2 separate regions of the Homo sapiens genome follow, and region 2 is linked to region 1. Evidence: read pairs that join two places in POLR2A ChIA-PET (ENCODE). Cell type or tissue: OCI-LY7. All regions are shown on one strand. Each heading gives the region's core, and the rest is flanking DNA. Links, peaks and the distances in the headings are about the cores only.

Region 1 (5,389 bases), core at 211-5,210:
GATTACAGGGGTGAGCCGTCACGCCCAGCCCCCAAAGCTTTTTTTCCATCCAAAATTGTTATTAGACAGGAAAATGTCTATTTTGATAAGCAGACTTGCCATATCATACACAGCCTGTCCCAAAGGATACTTTTAGCTCCATATGCAAAAATAAGACTAAATTTAAATACCCAGTTTCAGACCCATCTGGAAATTAGAAGCACCCAGGATAACAGAAGCCAAGTCAAAATCACTTTAGTTATCATTTATTAAGTGTAAGACACTGAACTGAAAACAACTGAAATCATTTATTAAGTGTAAGACACTGAACTGAAAACAACTGAACAGATCTTGGTGGTGAGATTAATAGTTGGTATGAACACCAATGATTAAGTAAAGTACTTTACTGAGGATACCACTCTGAAATGCACATGAAAGGAAGCACACAGGAAAAACCAGTGTCACCAAGATCCCTGCTGATCAAGGACAGCTGTTAACTGGTTCCCAGGAGGGGTACACAAATGTACACAGACATTTATATAATCTTCTGTTGTCTAGGCACCAAGTCTTGTGTATTCAGTAATCACTCAAATCATGAGAAGGAATTCAGGGAGGGAGCAGCAGCTTAAAAACAGGTCTGGCCTGAAGCAGGAGGACCTGTTTCAAGTCACAGGCAGCATTAGCAGGAAGAAGCCAGTGAAGTCTGCAGCTGAAGACTGAAGAAAGTTGCCTTCCCTTCCTTTCTCCTCTCACCCTAATTCCAATAGGACCTCTTCAGTCTCATCTGACTGCCCCCTCTACATAATAGGTTTCACTGACTGCTTCCATTTTTTCCGAAGAAAACTTTATCTTATTGTCTATCAGACATTTCTCAAAATTATGAATTTTAAAGTGGGGGGAATATTGGAGTAAATAGAACTTTTGTTTGCATTCCACCCATGGAATGATTGTAACAAATCAATGTAACAAGAACAGAGGTCAACTTTTCACTTACTCTATTATGAACCTTGAAGGCAAGGATGCTTTATACATTTTTGAATCTGATCTCAGAATACAATATAAGATACATAAAAGGATAATGACATGCAATGAATACATCATTCTAAAGACAAGAACAAGTGTTTTAATTTTTTTATTCCCATTTAACAGCCCCAAGATGTCTCAGCCATTATTTTTTTATTTCAAGTGAATTAAGCTACTTTCAGAATAGAACAAAATGACTTTTCTATTAATAGTTTCCTTTAGATTTGCTTCTAAAAACCAGACAATTTAGCTTGGTGTTTCCAACAAAAATGCTGTAGAGACCAATTTAATTTACACAACCTGAACAGTCCTGTTCTAAGGGACTAATCTAAGAGACCAGCTCATAATATTGAAAACTGATGTTAAAAACAAAAACAAAAAAGAATCAGGCATTTAACCTACCTTTTCTTTTTTTGAGATGAAGTTTCGCTCTTGTTGCCCAGGCTGGAGTGCAATGGCGCAATCTTGGCTCACTGCAACCTCCACCTCCTGGGTTAAAATGATTCTCCTGCCTCAGCCTCCCCAGTAACTGGGATTACAGGCAACACGCCACCACACCCAGCTAATTTTGTATTTTTAGTAGAGACGGGGTTTCTCTGTGTTGGTCAGGCTGGTCTCCAACTCCCGGCCTAAGATGATCCGTCCACCTCGGCCTCCCAAAGTGCTAGGATTACAGGTGTGAGCCACTGTGCCCAGCCAACCTACCTTTTCTGTACTAACTAGATCTCAAAGAGTTGATGAGGGGAAGTTTCTCTTCATAAAAATATTCTAATAACTAAAACAGGAAAACAATAAAAATATCACCATTTTGCAAACCCTTGATAAAATAATGGATCTAGGCAATGGTTATCAATGGTCATGAACACTACAAAAAGTGAGACAACCAATATTACCTGACTGGGGTGAGAAGTACAGGCCACCACCTACGAAGTAGTTTTGCCAAAAAAAATAGAAACTGAATCAAATCAAGATCTGATTACTATTTACAGGCATTAAAAGAACAAAAGAACATGTTAAACCATTCATTAAACAAAAAGCATTACAACAGGTGGTAGCCTGTTTTTTTTTTTATTTAATTATGATAACCAAACAAGTACTTTTTGATAAATGAACATAACTTTCTTCATGTTCTCTTTGTGATTATCTTCATCTTAAAAGATGAGGAAAGTCTATCAAGTACAAGCATGTTTATGGATGTGCTTATTTATTGTGTAAGACAACAAAATGTACAACTTTGTACAGGTCAGGAGTTGCCTATCTCAAAAATATTTTCTTTCGCCCGGGATGGTGGCTCATGCCTGTAATCCCAGTACTTTGGGAGGCCGAGGTGGGCGGATCACAAGGTCAGGAGTTCGAGACCATTTTGCCTAACACAGTGAAACCTCGTCTCTACTAAAAATACAGAAAAAATTAGCCAGGCATGGTGGTGGTCGCCTGTGGTCCCAGCTACTCAGGAGGCTGAGGCAGGAGAATGGCGTGAACCCGGGAGGCAGAGCTTGCAGTGAGCCGAGATCACGCCACTGTACTCCAGCCTGGGCAACAGAGCGAGACTCCACCTCAAAAAAAAATAATAATAAAAAATAAAAAAATAAAAATTTCTTTCCTAGCGTTACTAAACTTCCTTTCACTTGGAAAACTACAGCACAGCTGAGCCAAGAAGTAACTGGTCCCTGCTTCTAAAATGACAGCTTTAGGAGTAATAAGCAAAGAAGAAGCTGGATGCAGTTGAGCAACCTCAGAGGAGACAGATCACTGTGAGGAGCCCACTTTCAACTGAACTGGCACCAGCTGTTCTCAAAGTGCTCCAAGACACCCTGGGGGTCCTCAGGCACCTTTCAGGACGTCCATGACATCAAAATTATCATTATAATAATGCAAACAGGTCATTCACAACTTTCATAGGCTGACAGGAAGCACTGATGATCAAAGCAAGGGTGTATAAAATTGCTGGCCCCTTAGCACAAATCAAGACAGTGGCACCACCAGTATAGGTCCTCATGACCACTGCGAACTCACAGTGGGAAAAAAAAAGGACGGTTTCATATAAAAATATCCTTGATGAAACAGTGAACATTAGCAATTGCATGAAATCTCAACCCCTGAGTATGTGCCCTTTTGACCTTTTTAATATTCTTTGTGCTGAAATAGGAAAGTTCACATGAAGGAGCTGTGCGGCATACTGAAGTATGGAGGTTGCCTGAAGGAAAAGAATTTATGCCAACCGTTTGATCAACAAGCTGAACTAGCAGTTTTTGTTTATAGAATATCATTTTTACATGAAATAAAAACTAAAAGTATTAGTATTTAAAGTTGGGTATTTGGCACACACTTTCTCAAACGCAAAATTAGCCTGTTGCTTCAAAAAAAAATAATAACTGACCTATTTGTTGCCAATGATAAAAGTCAAGCCTTCAAACAAAAATTAGATACTTGGAAAAATTGTATCTGCCACCAAGAGTGTGACAGCTTTCCCAATATGCAGACGGTTAATAAGACGGTATTGTGTCCTTAAAAATTTGTAGAGGGTAGATCTCATGTTAAGTGTTTTTAATACACAAAATAAAAATAAAACACAAAGACACAAGGAAACTTTGGAGGTGATGGACACGTTTATCACCTGGATTGTGGAGATGGTAAATGTAATATAAAGTTTATTTGCAATGTGGAATATGGAGCCATATGAGTGAATGTTTCTCACTTTGTGGTATTTAAATCCATTGGTCTTTCTTTCATTTTGGATCTTTCTTATTCATGCATGATTTGGAAAATACTGGCTCATGGAAATAAATGTTAGCACATTTTATAATGCCAAATACAGGAGTGTATACATTTGTCCAAACTCAACAAATTCTATACATTGATTATATGCAGGTTTTTGTATACCAATTATATCTCAATAAAGCTGGAGGGGAAGAAGACTTTTCAAGAGATGACCGCTGATTTCAACAAATGTAATTTTTTTCTAATGGTATTATAAAATGTGCTAACATTTAATTCCATGAATCAGTATTTCCCAAATGATACATGAGTAAGAAAGATCCAAAATGAAAGACAGGTCAATGGATTTTAATGCAACAAAGTAAGAAAAGTTTACTGATATGGTTTCAGATTCCACACCGCAAATAAGCTTTAAGAAATGGCCACTTGCAGAGTTTGATGTAGCATCAAAGGGAATATCCACAATTATCAGAAAAGACTATTAAAACACGCCTCCATTTCCAACTACAGATGTGCCTGAGGTTGGATTTTCTTCACATATTCCAACCAAACAACAAATCACAACAGATTGAATGCAGAAGCAGTTATGAGAATCCAGCTGCTTCTACGAAACCAGACGTTATAGAGAACCGCAAAAATGTAAACCACCACCACTCTTTCCCTAAACTATCTTTGTAAAGGTATTTTTCATACAGAAGTATTATTTATGTTCATATACAAAAGGGTTATTATGTTTTGATTTTTAGTTTTTATGAGACAGGGTTTCGCTCTGTCACTCAGGCTGGAGTGCAGTGGTGTGATCATGGTACACTGCAGCCTCAACCTCCTGGGCTCAAGCAATCCTCCTGCCTCAGCCTCCCAAGTAGCTAGGACCACAAGTGCACACTACCATATCCTGTTAATTTTTTAAATTTTTTGTAGAGACAAAGTCTCACTATGTTGCCCAGGCTTGTCTCGAACTCCTGGCCTCAAGTGATCGTCCCACCTCGGCCTCCCAAAGTGCTGGGATTGCAGGAATGAGCCACCACACCCAGCCAGGTTATTATGTTTTATTGAATTCATAAATACTCTAAAATTTCCCACTTATATTTCTAATATGGTAAACATTGATAGATATAACTCATGTAAAGCAAAGGTCTTTGAGGTCCTTAATAATTGTTAAGAGCGTGAAGCGGTACTGAAACAAGTCTGAAAACTGCAGCTCCAAGGATATGGAGCTGAGGTCAAGGCTGTGCTTGTTCAAGTGAGCCTTCAGGAATTACCTTATTCTTTGAGTTCCTGTTTGAACAAACGCTAAAAGTTGGAAGCTCAGCAGAGCCCAATGTCTGGCCTAGAGCACCAAGAACCACCAGCCACAGCCATCCTGAGAAAGGGCCTTATGAGCAGAATATTTTGTATTAGGCTCGGGTGTGAGGTTAGAAGACCTCGGGTGGGGGAAGTCAGCAGCACTTTTTCCTTCTTAGCTCAGCACATACCTCTTTCTTGAGATTCTGGTCTCAAAAATAGCTAACCAGGCCAGGCATGGTGGCTCACACCTGTAATCCCAGCACTTTGGGAGGCCGAGGTGGGCGGATCATTTGAGGTCAGGAGTTCGAGACCAGCCTGGCCAAAATGGTGAAACCTCGTCTCTACTGAAAATACAAAAAATTAGCCAGGTGTGGTGACACAC
Region 2 (5,389 bases), core at 184-5,183, 250 kb after region 1:
CTACTACAAATACAAAAGTTAGCTGGTTGCGGTGGCGAGTGCCTGTAATCCCAACTACTAGGGAGGCTGAGGCAGGAAAATCACTTGAACCCAGGAGGTGGAGGTTGCAGTGAGCTGAGATTGTGCCATTGCACTCCAGCCTGGGAGACGGATTGAGACCCTGTCTCAAAAAAAAAAAAAAAAAAAAGAATTCAGCCAGGCACAGCTGCTCATCTCTGTAATGCTGGTTGCTTGGGAGGTTGAGATGGGAAGGTCCTTTGAAGCCAGGAGTTTGAGACTAGCCTTGGCAACATAGCAAGACCCTGTGTCTACTAAAAAAAAAAAAAATTTTTTTTTTGATTAGCTGGGTGTGGTGGGATGATTGCTTGAGCCCAGGAGTTTGAGGTTAACAGTGAGCTGTGGTTGTGCCACCACACTCTAACCTGGGTTGATAGAGTGAGACCCGTCTGTTTAAAAAAAAAAAAAAAAAAGAAAAAAATTAATGTATATAAATTCAAGACCATTATCAAAAATCAAATGCAAGTGAGTTGGATTATCTAAGCTCTAAGCATGTAAAAAACTTAAGATTACAGCAGGTTACTTACTATATGCATTGAACTACTGAATTCAAATTTCCCAGTTTTTCATTTTAAGATTTAATGATTTTCTTTACTAATAATAACCTATATGCTATGATTTGTAACTTGCATTTTACAAAGCAAGTTAAATGTGGAACTTGTGCGTTTGTTTACCTTAGGATTAGGCTTTACTGGCATCACAGCATTTTTCAGTAATTACTAGATTTCTTAGCATCTTGGATTTCATTGAAAAATGCTCGTTCAGAAGTAATGTATGAAAGGACTTGCAGATACAATATAAAAAGTGAGAAATCAGGGATTGTGAAGGTTTTTATTCCCAAAAACCTTGCTAGTTAAAATAAGACTTGCTGTAACATAGCGTGTATAGTTTAGAGTTAGAGATTTTATCCATTAGGATTTATTAAAGGAAATAATGTCTATTGTAAATTTAAGATAGGTTATGTGAGAGTATAATTAAAATATTTTTTTGTGAAATGAGTTATTTTTATATAGTCTGTGATCTGTCTGAAAACATACAATCTTGTTTAAAGTAACCAAAAGCAAAAACCTTAAGGTACAATCGTTAGGGTTTGTTTTTTGGTTTTTTTTTTTCTGGAGACAGAGTTGCCCAGGCTGGAGTGCAGTGGTGTGATCCTGGCTCGCTGTAACCTCTGCCTCCTGAGTTCAAGCGATCCTTCTGCCTTAATGTCCCAAGTAGCTGGGATTACAAACATACGCCATCATGCCCGGCTAATTTTTGTATTTTTAGTAGAAATAGGGTTTCACCAAGTTGGCCAGGCTGGTCTCAATCTCCTGCTCTCAAGTGATCCACCTGCCTCGGCCTCCCAAAGTGCTAGGATTACAGGCGTGAGTCACCGCGCCTGGCCCATAGTGAAGTTTTTATTTTGTCATTTAGCTATATCTTTGGAAAAATTTGGAAATGTATTTTCATCTCCCTAACTTTCAAATAAAAGTTACTATTAACATTTTGAAGGAATTAGTAGGGATTATTTGGTGATAATGTCTTTTTTTAATATAATTTAGTAACGTTTGAGTCTTTCACATTGAATAATAGACTGGCAGTTGAGCAACATGGTCTTACCGTTGTTTAGATGACTTTGAAATATGCTTTGAGTTAGTAATGTTACAAATTACTAACATTAGAAATGTTGTATAGAAAGTAAGTATACAAATTAACAGTCGCTTTTGATACTCATGTTAACTTTGGAAGACAACAGATAGTATCCTTATTTCCAGTTTTACAAATGAGGGAAAATTTAATAAAATTGAACAGAGAGCAACAGCTCAGTCTAGAAACTAGTTCTCTAACTTCGGTAACTTGTATGCTGTCAGAGATTAAACACTTGGGTATTGAAAGCTTATTTGGTGGTGGTTACTATGGCATGAATTAGTTTGAAGGCATTTTTGCTTTTATCCTGCTAATATCTTCACCCTTCTTCCCTCAGTGGTTACAACTTGCCAAATTATAGTACCTTGATAAGATGTATTTGTGTAGTTCTAGGCGCAGTTATCACATCAGTGTTTTATTTTCAAAAATAAGTTTTGACATGGAAGCATGACACAGATTTCACTAGGAAAAGTCCATTTTCTCTTAATCCCTCATATTTAAAGACTTGTTTACGAAGTGGAAACATTGCATAGAATATAATACACTAACGTTTGGATTTTAATAATACGTTTGACTGATGTTAAGTATTTTTTGTCTAGTAAAAATAGTGACACATGACCTTTTTTCATTGATTTATGCTTTGTGATAATACTATGCAGAAATGTTTGCATTGGATTTCCATTGGTCAATTTAGAAAACACAGGAAACATACTCTGTTTCAAGAGAAGTGGAATAAGATTGAAGGAGTAGCAGTCTTAATGTTTCAACTCTTCATTGTTTTTTTTTTAATTTTAGAAAACAGTGTCTGTGATGTAAGCATCTGTGCATGTAAATTGTTAAATTTGAACACTAGTACCAAGTCATTTGTCTTACGCTTCTCATAATCACATTTTAACTTTTTATATTTTTAGAGAGATGGTTATTATGTATTGTTTATAATTTAATGGTATTTCTATTTTACAATCAGTATTTTGGAATGAGTTCACTTAGATCCTTAGATCCTTAAGACAGTCTTAATTGAACTGTTTTCTAGTTGTGCAGGAAGTATTTAAAATTTTTGGTGTAACATACTTGGGGTTTTGGTCTGTAATTCACAGAAAATTTATATATTCTAATTTGTGTCTATTAAGCATCTGTTACCTTATTCTGTTGTGCAGAATTGTTTGGGGGGTAGTGCATCATTTTGTTATGATGCTGGAAAGAGTGAAGATGGAAATAAGCTGGGCATTTGGGATGCTATACCAGGCACTAGATATAACTCATTGTCAATTTGATAATTACAAAACCAATTTTTGTGGGGTTGTGTGTGTGTGTGTTTTGTTTTTTTTTTTTTTTTTTTTTTTTTTAAGACAGTCTCACTCTGTACCTAGGCTGGAGTGCAGTGGCACGATCTCGATCTCACCTCATTGCAACCTCCACCCCCTGGCAAAATCAGTTATTTGGTTATTTGGGGCTTGCAAATATATTCTATGAACAGTCCTTTTCAGGATTTGTATGATGCTTTATAATTTTCAAAGGGTTTCTATATTGTTTCTCATCTGACTCCACAGTAGCTCTTTGAAATAGGCTGATCAGTATTATTCCTGTTGTACTGATGAAATTATAAAGTATTTAGCCTACTGTTGTTGAAACTGGAAAGGAAGTCTCTTCACATAAAATTTTATCTCTGCCTTCAAATTATACTCCAAGTATAACTAATTCTCACTATTTTATCATTTTAGTTCTGGCTACCACCTTTTCTTAGCTTGAATTCTGCAAGAGCCCCCTAGTGTTCCCGAGTCCATTTTGCTTTGTATGATTGTTTCCCCACACAGTAGCCAGAGTGATCCAGTTAAAATGCCAGTCACCTCACATCTCTCTCAAGCTCACGGCCCTCCAGTGACTCCCTGTTTCTTAGCAAATCTTATAATAGATCCTGTGTAATCTGGTGTCTGGGTATTTTTTCAGCCTCTTCTACTATCTTCCCCTTGTTTGTGCTACTCTCTCCATACTGGCCCTGCAGGCAGAAGTTTGTTCCTGTCTCAGGGGCTCTGCACATTATGTGCCTTTATGTTTCTCCTACTGTGCTCACTCACTTCAGTAATGTGTCTGCTTAAGTGTCACCCTCTCACAGGGCCTTCTCTGCCCTTGCTGAACACTCTGAAACAGTCATTCTCATCATTGTCTTTCCTTGCCCCTGCGTGTTCCTTCCTTGTATGAAGGTGACCTGTTATGATTTACTTATAGTCATTCTGCTATAACATGACATGGGCATTTCTGAAAGTCACGGTGCTGTGCAACATTGCACCAGACCAATTTATGGGGAAAATGGAGTTAGGAGCACAGTAACCAAAAACATTGTCAGTGACACATTTTAAAAAGATAGGAACCTAATAAAAATTGTAACTTAGTTTTACACGTATAAAATGGTTAAAGAATAACACCGCAATAAATGGCACTTTACCTTGACCAAAACCTGACTTCTTGTGAAAGTGGCCACTCATTGGAAGGGTTGCAGTTCATGAATTACTGTAAAGTGATGGATGGAAGATACCTGATACGAGACAAAAACTTGTAACATCAAATGTGGATGGACCTGACTCATAATTCATGATGAACTAAGATAGCTATTAGATGTTTGAGCTGTGTCTGCCTTGTAAATTCCTGTGCAGCTTGATGTAGCTAGTGTTTCTCACAGGTGAAAATACACATAAGTGGGAAATTTGCTGGTTTCTGATAGATCAGTAGCCTTCAAACAAATTTGTCTATTTGGAAACAAATGTTATAGCAGAACTGACTGTATTTTAGTTTTTGTTTGCTTGCCTTTTGTGGAATATAAGCTCCACCAGAAGAGGAAGTGAGAGTTTTAATGTTTTTATCCACCTTGTATTCCTGTTACCTTGAATAGTGCCTGAAACTTTATAGCATTTAACTAAATGGATAGATAAAAAAAATTTGGATTGTTATAATTTAAGGGGAATGAAATTATAGTATTTTGGATTAGCATTCCTCAAACTTGAATGTGTATACTAAGCACCTGGAGATACTATAGTCAGTAATTCTGGGGTGGGTCCCAAAGATCTGCCTTTTAACAAGATCTCGGGTGATACCTACACTTCACTAGAGTAACAAGGTTCTATAGCAGCACCGTCCAGTGGAAATATGTTGGCCACAAATGCAAACCATATGTGTACTTTTCTAGTAGCTTTGCTTAAAAACTAAAAATGATTCAATTTTAGTATATTTTATTTGACCTAATATATCAAAAATATTTCAACTTGTAATTGATACCTTAAAAACTATAATGACATACTTTACATTCCCTTTTTGGTACAAGATCTTTGAAACCTAGTGTCTATTTAACATTTACAGCACATTTCAGTTTGGACAAGCCACATTTCATGTGTTTAATTGCCACATGTGAATGATGGTTATTGAATTGGACAATGCGGTTCTGAGGAATGTGATCGCCCTGTTGGCCTGTCTGGCTTTTACATATATTTTTATTTCTCTAAGGAAAGTATTTTGTATGCTTGACTTCTGAAATGCCATATTTATGCAAAGCAAGATTGGAGTTAATGGGTCCTTGAGCTATATAGTGCTTCTTGTACTAAAATTTTGTTAGTACACGCTCATTGTAGAAAAATTAGGAAATGCAGAGAAAAGGGGAAAAAGAAAGTCACCTTGTATCTTCTCATTTAAGAGTTAATCACTAGTTTTCATA

The links. ChIA-PET counts read pairs that join two places held together with the same protein. Peaks named below come from ENCODE experiments on the same cell type or tissue, not always from the same donor. Only the 100,000 strongest peaks of a DNase experiment are listed, where the experiment ranks them.
Region 2: POLR2A ChIA-PET joins it to region 1 with 7 read pairs; 2 of 35 experiments call an interaction of 5 or more read pairs at or near these places.

The regions. Positions count from the first base shown.
Region 1 is chr10:28,283,785-28,289,173 of GRCh38, forward strand. All of the region lies in intron 1 of MPP7 (MAGUK p55 scaffold protein 7), which reads right to left. Among named protein-coding and RNA genes, the nearest start is that of MIR8086, 2.9 kb to the right of the region's middle. In OCI-LY7, for the core only: no CTCF peak of the experiment used is centred there; DNase peaks (open chromatin) are centred at 557 and 2,817; H3K4me3 peaks cover 1,190 bases; H3K27ac peaks cover 2,865 bases.
Region 2 is chr10:28,538,415-28,543,803 of GRCh38, forward strand. The region is part of intron 3 of WAC (WW domain containing adaptor with coiled-coil); the gene reads left to right. Among named protein-coding and RNA genes, the nearest start is that of WAC, 8.0 kb to the left of the region's middle. In OCI-LY7, for the core only: CTCF peaks have their summits at 3,473 (motif pointing left) and 3,673; no DNase peak of the experiment used is centred there.